Linked DNA regions of Homo sapiens: region 1 is linked to region 2. The links are chromatin contacts, found by Hi-C or POLR2A ChIA-PET in ENCODE. All regions are on one chromosome and are shown on one strand. The core of a region is the stretch at or near the end of the contact, and the rest is flanking DNA. Distances in the headings are between cores, read along the strand shown.

What was found. Hi-C counts contacts between places; a loop is a spot of excess contacts on that map. ChIA-PET counts read pairs that join two places held with the same protein, here RNA polymerase II (POLR2A). Pooled maps may share reads with other maps.
Region 1: a pooled map shows a loop between it and region 2 (2.0-fold over the local background). The contact joins two enhancer-like sites. A Hi-C loop is called at or near these places in 2 of 168 maps with a recorded cell type or tissue (MCF 10A and PC-3) and 3 of 50 pooled maps. POLR2A ChIA-PET finds 5 or more read pairs at or near these places in 2 of 52 experiments (MCF 10A and OCI-LY7).

What each region holds. Positions count from the first base shown.
Region 1 is chr10:36,488,149-36,495,305 of GRCh38, reverse strand. No RefSeq gene overlaps it. Among named protein-coding and RNA genes, the nearest start is that of LINC02630, 590 kb to the right of the region's middle. RefSeq lists an enhancer at 232-1,431. Within about 2 kb of position 2,310, at least 3 of the 41 ENCODE cell types and tissues checked have a DNase peak (open chromatin) inside an H3K27ac peak, as active enhancers do.
Region 2 is chr10:36,447,432-36,454,228 of GRCh38, reverse strand. No RefSeq gene overlaps it. Among named protein-coding and RNA genes, the nearest start is that of LINC02630, 550 kb to the right of the region's middle. RefSeq lists enhancers at 4,212-4,750, 4,751-5,289. Within about 2 kb of position 3,693, at least 4 of the 41 ENCODE cell types and tissues checked have a DNase peak (open chromatin) inside an H3K27ac peak, as active enhancers do.

The DNA of each region.
Region 1 (7,157 bases), core at 1,061-3,560, 42 kb before region 2:
CCTTCATCCTATGGCCGACCTTCATCCAATCACCCTTGCTTTTGGGAAGAAACAAGTCAAACAGTAAGTTTTCCAGGATTACACAAACATATAGTAAAATAATGTGAGTATGTGGAAAAATAGACTTAGAACTTGGAGTCTAAAATTCAAGAACAAGATCATGAATTCTCTAAGCCTTAGTCTTCTTGTCTTTAAATGGAAACAATGCTTTTCCTATCTTCCTCCAAAAGTATTTTAGTATCAAATTAAATCCTTTGATATGAACATATTTTAATGTATTTCAAACAATGTACACACACAAGTTTATGAAATTTACATTCAAAGCAAACCACACAAGTTAGCCAATGAAGATTTCACACTAGGACAACCATGAAAATATGCAGAATACAGGGGCTCCCGCTCCCCTATATCACACAAATTTCTGACTCCTGAAGGCCCTAACGTGGAACAAGGTAGGCAAGAAGCAAAAAGCAGGGGATTATTTCAAACAAAAGGACGAGTGTTAATGGAACTGAGAGTGGAGACTCAACTCCAGCAGTGAAAATATGAAAAAAAAGATGGATTTTGTGGCCACTGGAATCTCTTAGCAGGCAGAGACTAACAATATCTCAAGGATATGTAAGCTGAAAGCAGTACATATTAAAATCCAAAGTGATTTGTTTGCACTGACTCATTAAATCCATCATCAACTAGCTGATGACTCAAAAATCCCACTCACAACTTCTCATCTTTGTCCATTAGTAGGTGTGGCTGCAGCAAGCACTCAGTAGCACAGACAGTGCTGGTAGTGTTGACGTCTTGATGGGATGGAAGTTTTCTGTTGATTCTCAGCCATGTCTTTATTTTTATAGCAGCCATCTGGACGCCAACAGTGCTAATATACTGCAAATCCTCTTCTTTTCATCCATGCCATTAAAGAGAGAAAACACAACATACGCACACCACACATATCCTTTCCTTTGAGTAGTTCTATGTAGGCGTGGTGAGAAATGCCTACAGGCAGGTACCAGAAGTGAAAAATCATCCTCTATGAGAATTTCTATTTCAAGGTAGAGTGCGGGACAACCAGGTCTAATGTGCTTGGACAGTGCCAGAACCGGCAAGTCAGAGAGAATGGAGCTTTGCTGAGGCATAGAGTATGAGGGAGAAATAATTTTTCAGCTGTGGAGGGTCAGAAGGCAGCCCAAGCGCACAAAGTGCACAGCGGTACTGCCAGTTATACAGTTTAAAACACTCTTTAAAGGTTCCACTCTTTTTCTGTTATCAAGGAAAATAAGATATGGGGGAGGGGGTTAGCGGCTGGCAATTAGACAGAGGAAGGAGAAGCTGGATATTTGCTTTGAAAGTGATGACTTTTTAGGTGAAGAAAATTTCATCATTTTGGTACATATTTGATTTCTTTAAACCAGCCTTAATCAATCAGTAAAGACATGGCATCCTTTCTAAGCTTCCCCTGCAATCAGGAATAAAATATTACAAATTCATTATTATCACAATAAAATTTAAAAATTGGAAGTCACATACAAACCTGAATGACAGAAAAGCTATTTGATGTATTTTAACAGCGAGATAATGCATTTACAAAGCAACATATTTTCCTATGTTGAGTTCCTTCAAAATTAAATTTATGGACCAGTCATACATTCCAAAAGTGGAAGGTCACTGTGATGTCTAAGTGTATCATATGACTTCAGGGGTTCAGACATGGCAATTCTTTCTCCTGATGCATTAATTGTATAATTGGAGAGGGTAAGTATTAAATATCAAAAATCAGTATATTTATCTTAATTTTGGATATATTTTGAATTATTTACTGACAATTATAGTTTCAAGTAGAAAAGCATAGAAGTGTTTGTTAATGATTCTGGAACACAAAGCCAAGACAACTTCGTATAGTTACCAAAAGGGACAGCAGTTTGGCATATGTCAGCTTCTGGCTCCAACTGGTCTAAGTGGAAAACACACACACACACACACACACACACACACACTGCCTGCAAAGAAAGTAGTGATCCTGGTCCTGCTATGAGCTGAACATTGAATTTTATGCAAATCAGCTCAGTTTCCTTGTCTGGAAACTTGCAATTTACTATCCCCATATCTATTCTACCTACCTCAAACAACAGATATGAAAAGAAGTTACAAACTTATATAGAAGTGGACTGAAAAATAAAGCAAGTTCTACTAGAGAACAGCTACAGAAGGTTCTATTATGATTATTTATTTGGTTTAATGACTCACAGGAATCGTGCTCACCATGGCTTCATGGCAGAGCTGTAACATTTTTCCTGGTCCTGAGCCCACTTTGACTTGGATGCTCTGCAGTCTGGGTTTTTATGGCAGAGACGTTCTGACTCTAGGTGAAGTGAGATGTGAATTTGGATATTTTTTGCAGTTTTCCACAGAAGAGAATTGACCTTTTCAAAACATCAGCCCAGTTCTTTAAAAAGTGGATGCTATTTCTTCTATTATGGGATTCAATCACTTTCCCAGGCAATGAAATAATTGTAGCATGGCATTTTATCAGGAGATGGAGCTAGCTCTCTTGATTTTTCTCAAACAAGTGACAAAAGGTTTTGTAAAAGGTCAGATCACTTTGTGAGACACTCAGTCAAAGAAATAAGAACAAATCTAGGCCACTTTGGGTCGATGAGAGGCCTGATAATTTTTGGAGCACAGAGAAAAAGAAAAATAACCAATCCAACAAAATGGAGCAACATGGAATGTGGTGAAAATAAGGATGATTTTTCCTGCATGTACCCTCTTTATCCCTGTGGGCAATGTCCCTTCTGTATGGCTCAGCTTTCCATTATGGGTGACCATTTGGACAGTGAGCAATATCTCTGTATCACATGGGCTAACAAGCTGAAGTAACAGAATATTCTAGAAGCCTCGGCAGGAGTTGTATGGTAGACTGAGGGAGATCGAGACATAATGATGATATCATCCAGACCCTCTTCCTCCCTTGTTGAGCTTCATGGTGTTCTTCCTGGACTCCATTCCCCACTTAAAAATTCACTATTGGAAAGATATGAGATGAGTGACAAACGGCTGTAAGTACACAGGACAGCCCAGATGGCAGGTAGGAGAGTGGGGGCTCTGACATAAGAACTAAATGCATCTTACATGTGTGGAGGGAGTGCTGTGTATAACTGGGAACTCCCCTCCCCAGGGACCTGAGACAGTAGAGCAAAGAAGAATACTAGCATTCTCCTGTTTAGGGCCTGCTTTGTCCATTAGAAGGAGAAAGAATAATTCATTCTAACAAGTATTTCAGGCTTTCAGAACATGCTCTTTTAGAATTTGTTTAAATAATCAGTTTCATAGGTCTTTGAAAGTCATACAGAGCAAATAAAATAATTCTGCCTACTGTTCTCTCAGCTTTCCATGTGGGTTTTTGCTATGAGTTGTTACCTAATAACAAAATCTGTAGGATTTTGCTAAACAGACACATTATTCCACTACCAATGAAATTAATAAGAGTTTGAAACACATGCTTACGATACCATTATTGTTATTAATTCCCTAATAGACTGATCGATCACTTTCGATTAGGTGATTTTTTTATTGTTGTCTGTATTGTTCTTTTTATCGCCGACACCTACCAATGTACCTGATATGGCAATAGAAACTAAATAGATGTTTGTTGATAAATGAATAAACCCTTAACTATGTGTGAGACAATATAACAGGTGCCCATATAGAGGACGTGCACTTATATCTTTATATTCAGTGTCTTTATCTAGGAAATGAGAATGTTTGGACCTATTGTAGCTACCACACAGAGTTGGTCTAAAAACCAAACTCTAAATCTAAAAGGAAGTTCATTGAAAAATTAAAAGTGTTCTAAAATAAAATATGTCATTGTCCAGCAATTACATGACCATATTATGAATCATAGTGATGTCCCCCAAAACCTCATTGCATCTGTCAAAGTTGATTCCCATAGATGCTGGTCCTTTCCCAGATGGCACTATGTTAAAGAAGTCTTCATCTCAGTTCAGTTCTCATTTTTTTTTTTTTTTTTTTTGAGACAGAGTCTTGCTCTGTCGCCCAGGCTGGAGTGCAGTGGTGAGATCTCGGCTCACTGCAAGCTCCGCCTCTCGGGTTCACGCCATTCTCCTGCCTCAGCCTCCTGAGTAGCTGGGACTTCTGGCACCCGCCACCATGCCCGGCTAATGTTTTGTATTTTTAGTAGAGACAGGGTTTCACCATGTTAGCCAGGATGGTCTTGATCTCCTAACCTCGTGATCCACCCGCCTTGGCCTCACAAAGTGCTGGGATTACAGGCGTGAGCCACCACACCCGGCCCAGTTCTCATCTTAATCTAAGGCACTGTATTCTAAAGAACAAGTCTACAACCAAGCTACTTGTTCATGTAATCATCTGGGAGTGGAAGATGGTCCACAAAGATAAATTTACAAATCAAATAGTGGTTATGAAATGTGCTGCCACAGGAAGACTCTTAGGAAATGCAAAAATAAGATAGGCTAAGGAAAATCAAAACAAGTAATCAGTTGAAATAAAGGGCATTGTGTGAAAACATAAGAAAAAGGAGTAACATGCTATGAGGATTTAATAGAAAGATAAGTAAATAACTCCATGGCAAGAAACTGGAATTAAACAATAGCAATTTCCCTCACAGGTCACACTCAAAACGCTGTTAACCTTTATCTCCTGTGCTGACTGAGACAGGAAGAAAGAAAAAAGGGAGCAGTCTGGAATGAATGAGAAACACAAAGAATGACTAGGCCAAAAAGGGAGAAGCTGGCAATACCTAAGGATAAACGGCAGAGAAGTTCAAGTGTGTAAACTCATGAGTAAATCCATGTAGGGGCCCTAGGGAGGAGAACTCTAGCTCTCATCTCAGACCTCCTGAAAGCAGCCATCAGTGTTATTTTAGTCTTGTTTTTGATGGCAAACCCTTACTGTTGCCCAAGGTCATGACCTTCAAGGGGGCAGTAGTTCACTAATATCCACTGGAGATGAGAATGGTTTGCAGACCTGTAATTAGAATAAAATGTGTAGAGATTTTTTACACGGGTTGTCCCAAAAGTGACTTTTTCTCCAGACACAACCCGGTAAGTGTTTTTCTGATGCCTACTTTTTCATTATAATGATGCCTCAGGGAATCCATGAAGGAAAAAGAAATTCAATCTGGCTATGAGTAAGAGTGCTGCTAGAAGAGCTTAACATTCTTTAGCACTTTTTTCTCCCTCAAAAAGGAAACAATGGACTTAAGTGTTTTTAAAAATGTGCTGACTTCTATCAGGGTTTTCGGATAAACTGATAGGAAGGCTACGGCTCCTAGGCCTTGCCCACTGGGCTTGGAGAGAAAATTCTCCCCAAGTTGGGTCCCCTCCTCTAAACAGGATTCAGTTCAAGGAGCTAGCCTCCCCTAGATCTCCTCCAAGTGGATGCACTCAGATGAGAGGCGCTGGTCTCACCATGCTCCCCTACTCCAGGACCTCCCCTGAAGGCCTGGCCTCATGGGTCCAGCCGAGAGGAACTCTACACAGTTATTTCTGGCCAAGAGTCATTGGCTCCAACCCAGCAAGAAAATATTTCCTGATTCTTTTTTATTTTCAAGCTAAGGTCAAAAGAACTTTAGAATCCAACAGAGGGTTTTCCAGTATCTTTCACTTGTTCTGTGTGCAGGACAACAGCTTGAAGGAAAGGAGGGTTCCTGTTCTCACTTTGACAGATGGCATGTCACACCTCAGAAAAAGGGGCTGAGCAGAGCTATCACAGGCACTGTGAAATTATATGAATAATCAAAATGTTTTCTTTGAGTGGCCATACAATGACTTTCTTGTGAAAAAGTCAGAGACTAGTCGGGAAATGTACTCAAGAGTCTAGACTCTTTCAGCTACCACTTATTTAAAAGAGGAAGGAAGGCCAGGCGCGGTGGCTCACGCCTATAATCTCAGCACTTTGGGAGGCCGAGGCGGGTGGGTCAGGAGTTACAGACCAGCCTGGCATATGGTGAAACCCTGTCTCTACTAAAAATACAAAAATTAGACAGTCATGGTGATGTGCGCCTGTAATCCTAGCTACTCTGGAGCCTGAGACAGGAGAATTGCTTGGAGACAGAAGAATTGCTTGAACCCAGGAGGTGGAGGTTGCAGTGAGTTGAAATCGCACCACTGGACTCCAGCCTTGGCGACAGAGTGAGAATCCATCTCAAAAAAAAAAAAAAAAAAAAAAGCAAGGAAATGAGGGTGCAGGAGTGGGGAAAGTAGTGGTAGGGTGGGAGCTGAAAATTGTCCTGGTTCGGAAACAAATTGGTCTTAGGGAAATGCAAGTCAGAATGACAATGAGATACCGCTTCACACCCATTAGCATGGCTGTGATTAAAAAACTAACAACCAAACAAACGAAAAAACAGAAAATAAATATTGGTGCAGATTGGAGAAATGTGAATCCTCTACATAGGTGGTGGAGTGTAAAATGGTGCAGCTGCTGTGGAAAACAGTAAGGCTATCCCTCAAAACACTAAATATAGAATTATCACGTGACTTGGAAATGCCACTGCTGAGCACGTGCCTCAAAGAATTGAAAGCAGAGACTTGGGCAGATATCTGTATACCCATGTTAATAGCAGCATTACTTAATAATACCCAAAACAATCCAAATACTCATTGATAGATGCACGGATAAACAATATATGGTAAATAGGCATATTGAAATATTATTCAGCCTTAAAAGAGGAGGAATTCTGAAACATGCTACATGAAAGAACCTTGAAAACAACATGCTAAGTGACACAAGCCAAACACAAAAGGAAATAGGTTGTATGAGTCCGTTTATGGGAAGTATTATGCCTAGCATAATCATATTTCTAGAGACAAAAAGTAGAATGGAGGTTGGAAAACTGAATCATAACAGTTTTCCAAATGTACAGCCCTCTGGAGGGAAGGGGAAATAGGGAGTTATTGTTTAATGTGTACAGAGCTTCAGTTTGGGAAGAAAAAAATTCTGAAGATGAATGGCGGTGATGGTTGGATTATAGTGCAAATGTACTTAATGCTACTGTACTATATGCTTAAAATGGTAAATTTGATATCCTTTAATGTGGTATATTTTTGCTAGATATACACACACAGATTTGGTAGCTTCACCAAAAGCAGAGTTTCTCCACTGCCGTTTATATACCA
Region 2 (6,797 bases), core at 2,444-4,943:
ATTGAAAATGAAAATTTTAAAATTACACACAAAAAAATTAGGTATAAATCTAACAAAATATGTTCAAAGTATATGCACTGAAAACTATAAAACACTAATGAAAGAAATCAATAAAGATGAAAAAAATTAAAAAGAGAGATATATCATGCTTATTAGTTGGAAGAATTCAAACTCAAATTTGCTGAGATATTAATTGTCTCTAAATTGATTTATAGATTCAACACAATTCCAATTAAAATCCCAGCAGGATTTGTTGTAGAAATCAACAGGCTGTGTGTAAAATTTATGTAGAAAGGCAAATAGTCAAAAAAAATTGTAACAAAGTTGGAGGATTTGTTATACCTAATCTCAAGACTTATTACAGAACTACACCAATCTAAAAGGCATGGTATTAGCCTAAGAGTGGACATATAAATAAATGGAATATAATAGAGCCAGGATCAGCAAACCATAGCTCCTGGGGCCAAATTCAGCCTAGCAACACAGGTGCACTTATTCAATTGTATATTTTCTATAGCTGCTTTTGTGGTAAAGAGAATTAAGTAGTTACAAACAAACATTATGTGGTCCACAAAGCCTAAAATATTTATTTTCTGGACCTTTTACAAAAGGAAAAAAAAAAATAGCTTGCTGCCCCTGGAATAGAATGTACAGAAAAACACTCACACATCTATGGTCAATTGATTTTTGACAAAGGTAAAAGACTATTAAATGGAGAAAGTATAATCTTTTTAACAAACAGTGCTAGAACAATTGAAAATTCATATGCAAAACAAGCAAATAATTTGATGCATTGCATTTTTAAAATTAATAAAATTCAAAGTGAATTATAAATTTAAATGGAAAATCTAAAATTATAAAATTATTCAAAAGGATAAACTAAAAAAAAAAATGACAGTACCAAATACCAGTTAGGATTTGGAGACAATGGAGACATATATTTCTGGTAAAAATGCAAAATGGTACAGCAAGTTCACAAAAGAATTGGGAAGTTCTCAGAAAGCTAAACATATAATTATCACATGACCCAGCAACCTTTCTCCTAGGTATCATTCCAACTAAAATAAAAACTTATGTTAACACAAATACTTGTATGCGAATCTTTAAATTGGCTTGATTCAGAATCAACAAAAACTGGAAACGACTCAGTCACGCATCAGCCGGTGACTGCAGAAGCTGTGATATATCCACACAATGGAATTCAGCAACAAAAGGAATAAACTACTGATACAAGCCACAACATGGATGAATTCTGAAGTGATTACTGTAAGTGAAGTATGTCAGATTCAAAAGACCACATATTATATAATTCAGTTTTGAAATATGCAAAACCATAAGTATAGAGAAAAGATCAGTGGTTGCCAGGGAAGTGTTGACTTTAAAGCAACCTGGGGTTTTTTTTTTGTTGATAAACTATTGTTTATCTTCATTTTTTGATGATCACATGAGTGTATGCGTTTGTCCAAACTCACACAACTATGTCCTAAAGAGGAAGAATATTTGTCTGCAGATTTTAACTTAATGAAAAAATAAATATTTATTATCAAGTAATATAGGGCATAAATTATTTAGAGCAGCAGTCCCCAAACTTTTTGGCACCAGGGACTGGTTTTGTGGAAGATAATTTTTCCATCCATGGGCGGGGGATGGTTTTGGGATGATTTGAGCATATTACATTTATTTTGCACTTTATTTCTATTATTATTACATTGTAATAAATAATTAAATAATTTCACAACTCACCATAATGTAGAATAGGTAGGAGCCCTGAGCTTGTTTTCCTGCAACTAGATGGTCCCATCTGGAGGTGATGGGAGACAGTGACAGATCATTAGGCATTAGATTCTCATAAGGAGCATGCAGCCTAGATCCCTCACATGTGCAGTTCACAATAGGGCTCATGTTCCTATGAGAATCTAATGCTGCCACTGGTCTGACAGGAGGCAGAGCTCAGGCAGTAATTCGACCAATGGGGACCAACTGTAAAATACAGATGAAGCTTTGATCCCTTGGCTGCCACTCACCTCCTGCTATGCAGCCTGCTTCTTAACAGGCCCTTCCTTGTCCAGGGTTGGGGACCCCTGACTTAGAGTATTACTGAATAATGGCTTGATCTTGGAGAAAGAAAACTTGGGTGAGATACCAGTTCTACTAGTTCTGAGTAATATGAACTTGGGCAATTTGCTTACCTTACTGTGCCTTAATTTTGTTGCTTATCAATAGGAATAGTAATTATACCTATACTTTAGGGTAGGAGAAACAAATCAGGTAATGCCTGAAAACTACTTAAGGCAGCATCTAGCAAGTAGTACATATGGTACTAATGTGTAGGAATAGCAGGATGCTAGCATATGTTCCACACAGATTCTTACCCACTGTCTTATTTCAACTGATTCATGTTTCGCTTAAATACCTACCATTTGTCAAGTACCAGAGGGAGTCAAGTGCACAGCTCTTGCAGAGTTTATGATCTCACTGAAAAGATGAGTTACTCATATGAAAATATTTAATTAACCAAGACCTCATCTGGTCTGCAACATACACTGCCATGATATTACACAGAGGCACTGCATGCAGTCTTGGGTACAGAAATGCAGGGGATTAAGGTCTGTCGAGGCATTTGCCCTCAAGGTTATTACAACCTAGATGTAGAGATAAATATGAACACAGATCTCAAATCACTAACATATTTTAAAATGAAAGTGCAGGCCGGGCGCGGTGGCTCATGCCTGTAATCTCAGCCGAGACGGGTGGATCACAAGGTCAGGAGATCAAGACCATCCTGGCTACCATGGTGAAACCCTGTCTCTACTAAAAAAAATACAAAAAATTAGCCGGGCGTAATGGCAGGCGCCTGTAGTCCCAGCTACTAGGGAGGCTGAGGCAGGAGAATGGAGTGAACCTGGGAGGCAAAGCATTCAGCGAGCCAAGATCACGCCACTGCACTCCAGCCTGGGCGACAGAGAGAGACTCCATCTCAAAAAAAAAAAAAAAAAAAAGAAAGAAAGAAAGAAAGAAAGTGCAATAGGAGAAGTAAAATTTATCCCATTTCAGCAGGTGTAGCTAAAAGGAAAAAAATAAGTACAATGTACCCCCAAATTATTTATTTAGGAGGGTTTAGAGGGATAGACAGAGATAAGAAAAAAAGGCATTTTTTAAAAAGAGAGTACATATGTTTAAGTGTCAAAAGGAAATTGTGGTCAAAGACAACTTGAAATGTTGGAGAAATTCTTCTAGACTGGTTAGTTGAATCTTGAATTAAGAGAAATGGAAATTTTATGGATAGTTTAGAAAAAAATGAGGACAAAATTATAAACAATTTACAGTAGAAGAGAGTTTATTAATCCAAAATAACACTAGGAAATATAGTATTGCTATGTCTATGGTATCATGTGGGTGGAAGCTATTTTACCCACATTCTTTTTTTTTTTTATTTTATTTCATTGTTTAGAAAACAGAAGGGCTCGAAAGAAATTTAAGACATTCTGTCCTCCCTCCTTCCTCTCGGAGTCTGGAAGCATCTGTTTTAAAACAGTGTCAGAGTCCCTGTGTTGATTAGCACCGCCTCTTGTTCAGTGGATTCTCACATACTTTCCTGCAAGCAATTCATTATTTCTTCCCACTCACTTACGCAGCTTCCTCTAGCTCACCAAGCAGAGGCCAGACGTGAGTGGCTTTCTCACTGTCTGATATTGGGCTCACCTCCCACACTGTCTCAGAGCAGTCTCGTCCAGTGGGCAGAACACCGATTGGAATCCAAATCATTCCAAACAATGTCCTTAGCCCACAGTTCGAAGAATTCTAATACCAAACACACTGGACTGTGTGTGTTGGGGTGTGGGAACACAGCGCTGTGGCAGATTCTATGTGGATATTTGACGAAACAACATGCATGGACATCTATGTAAGAACAACTGTCAAATGTCTATTGAGAGGAAAAACAGTATTTGGCTTATACAGCAGCTAAAGAAATGTGTCTGCGATTACAAAAACGTTTGTTCTTTCAGAGGAACAGTTTGTCTTTATTGTTCTTATCATGGCTTTAGTTTTTGGTTTCACTCTCCATCCCCACTTAGCACCAGCAAAGAAGGTATAGAAACGTGGGTAAATGATTTCACCTTGCTTGGCCTCTTGAATATAACTGAAGAATGGGTTGGACTGTGGTTGTGTTTCTTTCCAGCTACAGATTGTCCAAGTCCAAAGACTTGAGGGCTGGGAGTTCACCCAGAGAGCAGGTGAAAGAGCCCCAGCTCATGGTAGCTGCTCAGCACACGTTCAGTTCTTTTTCCCAAGGTGGCCCCTTAAATTCCTGTCCAGCCTTATAAATGCATGATCCTGCAAAGGAATAATTAGAGGGAGAAGGTAAACATTGACAAGAAACATAAATAACCCCAAAAAACAAAGAATTATAATATGAAAGGGTCACTACACCACCCCCTCAACACCAACTTGGTTTAGAAAGACAAGCAATGAAAAAATACAGAAGTTCATTGTACTAAAGATAGGAAGAAAAAAAAAACGAGGATAAAACCATGAACTAGAAAATCAGCCTCTGGAGTCCCGATGACGGGAATGAACAGGCCTATTTGCATCTCCTTTCACACCCCTATTATCCGAACCCAGGGAGTGTCATTGTGCCCTTGACCAAAACGATCCCCCATGCTGGGAAGCCTAAAGCCAGGTATTCATGATTGCAAAAGTACCAGATGTTGCAATCTTGGCTTATTGTTTATGCACATAATTAGATATACGTATTTCTATTTTGAGCTCTGCTGATGCGTTTTCAGCTAAATGGCCTAACAAGCACGTTATACATATAGAGAATTAAAAAGTCAGATTTTCCACAGATTCCAGCAATACTATGCATTAACTTCCTCTGAGGTGCAGTTTATGCACATGAAAACACCAGAGCCCTAACTGCTGCTGGGTTTACCTAAACTAAGTTAAGACCTCAGAACAAAGTTATTTACTTAGCACGGAGCCAAATGACCAGTCTGAAGTTTTTAGGGAGATAACCTTTAACCTAACTCCTGGGGGAAAAACAAAGCAATGAAATAAGATTTGTGTCTTTTGTGAAAACAAAAGTAACTCTTGCTCTAAAATATCCACCCCCTTCTTTTAAGGAACAATCAAAACCCCCAAAACGCAAAACCTCAAGTTATCTCTGAAAACACAATTAAAAGCATGAATTTCCAATTCAACTGCAAAAGAAAAAAAATTATTGGTTCTGCCATGCTCTTAATGTATCCTAAATACTGATTGCTATCAACTGACAGAGTTACAGAGAATGTGGTCAGAAGACAAAGCACACAAAGAAAATTGCCTGCGAAATAGGGGTTTTAAATTCTCAAAGGCTCATATTTTCCCCAAATGATTGAAGGGGGAGATTGTGGGAAGATGAATGGTATTGAAAAGAAAGTACACCTCAATATAAGAAAATATTTTTAAAAATCGAGTTGGTAGCTCATCCCCAAACCTCCAGACTGTCACTGTGTGTGTGTTTGTGCCATGTGTACTTTTATGGCTTTTTTTTTGAGACGTAGTTTCACTCTGTCGCCCAGGCTAGAGTGCAGTGGTGCGATCTCCACTCACTGCAAGCTCTGCCTCCTGGGTTCACGCCATTCTCCTGCCTCAGCCTCCCGAGTAGCTGGGACTACAGGTGCTCGCCACCATGCCCGGCTAATGTTTTGTATTTTTAGTAGAGATGGGGTCTCACCGTGTTAGCCAGGATGGTCTCGATTTCCTGACCTCGTGATCCACCCGCCTCGGCCTCCCAAAGTGTTGGGATTACAGGCGTGAGCCATTGCCCCCGGCCAACTTTTATGGCTTTTTAGGCTCAAAGAAACAATGACTTTGCACTAAGAAAAAAATATATATTTATGTATGTATGTAACTATATATACTATACATATGATACTATTTGGAATAAATATATCTAACATATTGGTGGAGAAAAAAACATGGTTTTATTTCTATAAGGAGGAGAGAAATCTGAAAAAGAGAACATTTATTTGTATGAATGCAATAAATTCTAGAGCAAACTTAAACAGTAAAATAGTATAACATTGAATCATTTAAAAAATTTACTAGAAGAGTGCCAATGAAGGAATGCACTATTAATGAATTTATTTGGATGTGAGCTATGTTAATTGATTACCAAATACTACTGCTTTTTTGAAAAAAAATCGAATTTTTTTTTGCTCTGTGACCCAGGCTGGAGTGCAATGGTGCGATCTCTGCTCACTGCAACCTCTGCCCCCTGGGTTCAAGCAATTCTCCTGTCTCAGCCTCCCAAGTAGCTGGGATTACAGGTGCACACCACCACACTTGGCTAATTTTTGTATTCTTAGTAGAGCTCGTGTTTAGCCATGTTGGTCAGGCTGGTCTCGAACTCCTGACCTCAGGTGATCCGCCCCCCTGGGCCTCCCAAAGTGGTGGGATTACAGGTGTGAGCCACCACACCTGGCCAGAAATTTTTATAGTCAGCATAAAAGTGTGTGTGTGTGTGTGTATATATATATATATAGTGTGTATACACACACACACACACACACATTCTATATATTTTTTTCTCTATTTTCTTAGAAAAGAAATCTTGGACAGGCACGGTGGCTTACGCCTGTAATCCCACCACTTTGGGAGGCCGAGGTGAGTGGATCACAATGTCAGGAGTTCAAACGCTGTCTCTACTAAAAATACAAAAATTAGCTGGGCATGGTGGCGCGTGCCTGTAATCCCAGCTACTCGGGAGGCTGAGGCAGGAGAACTGCTTGAACCGGGACCCGGAGCTGGAAGTT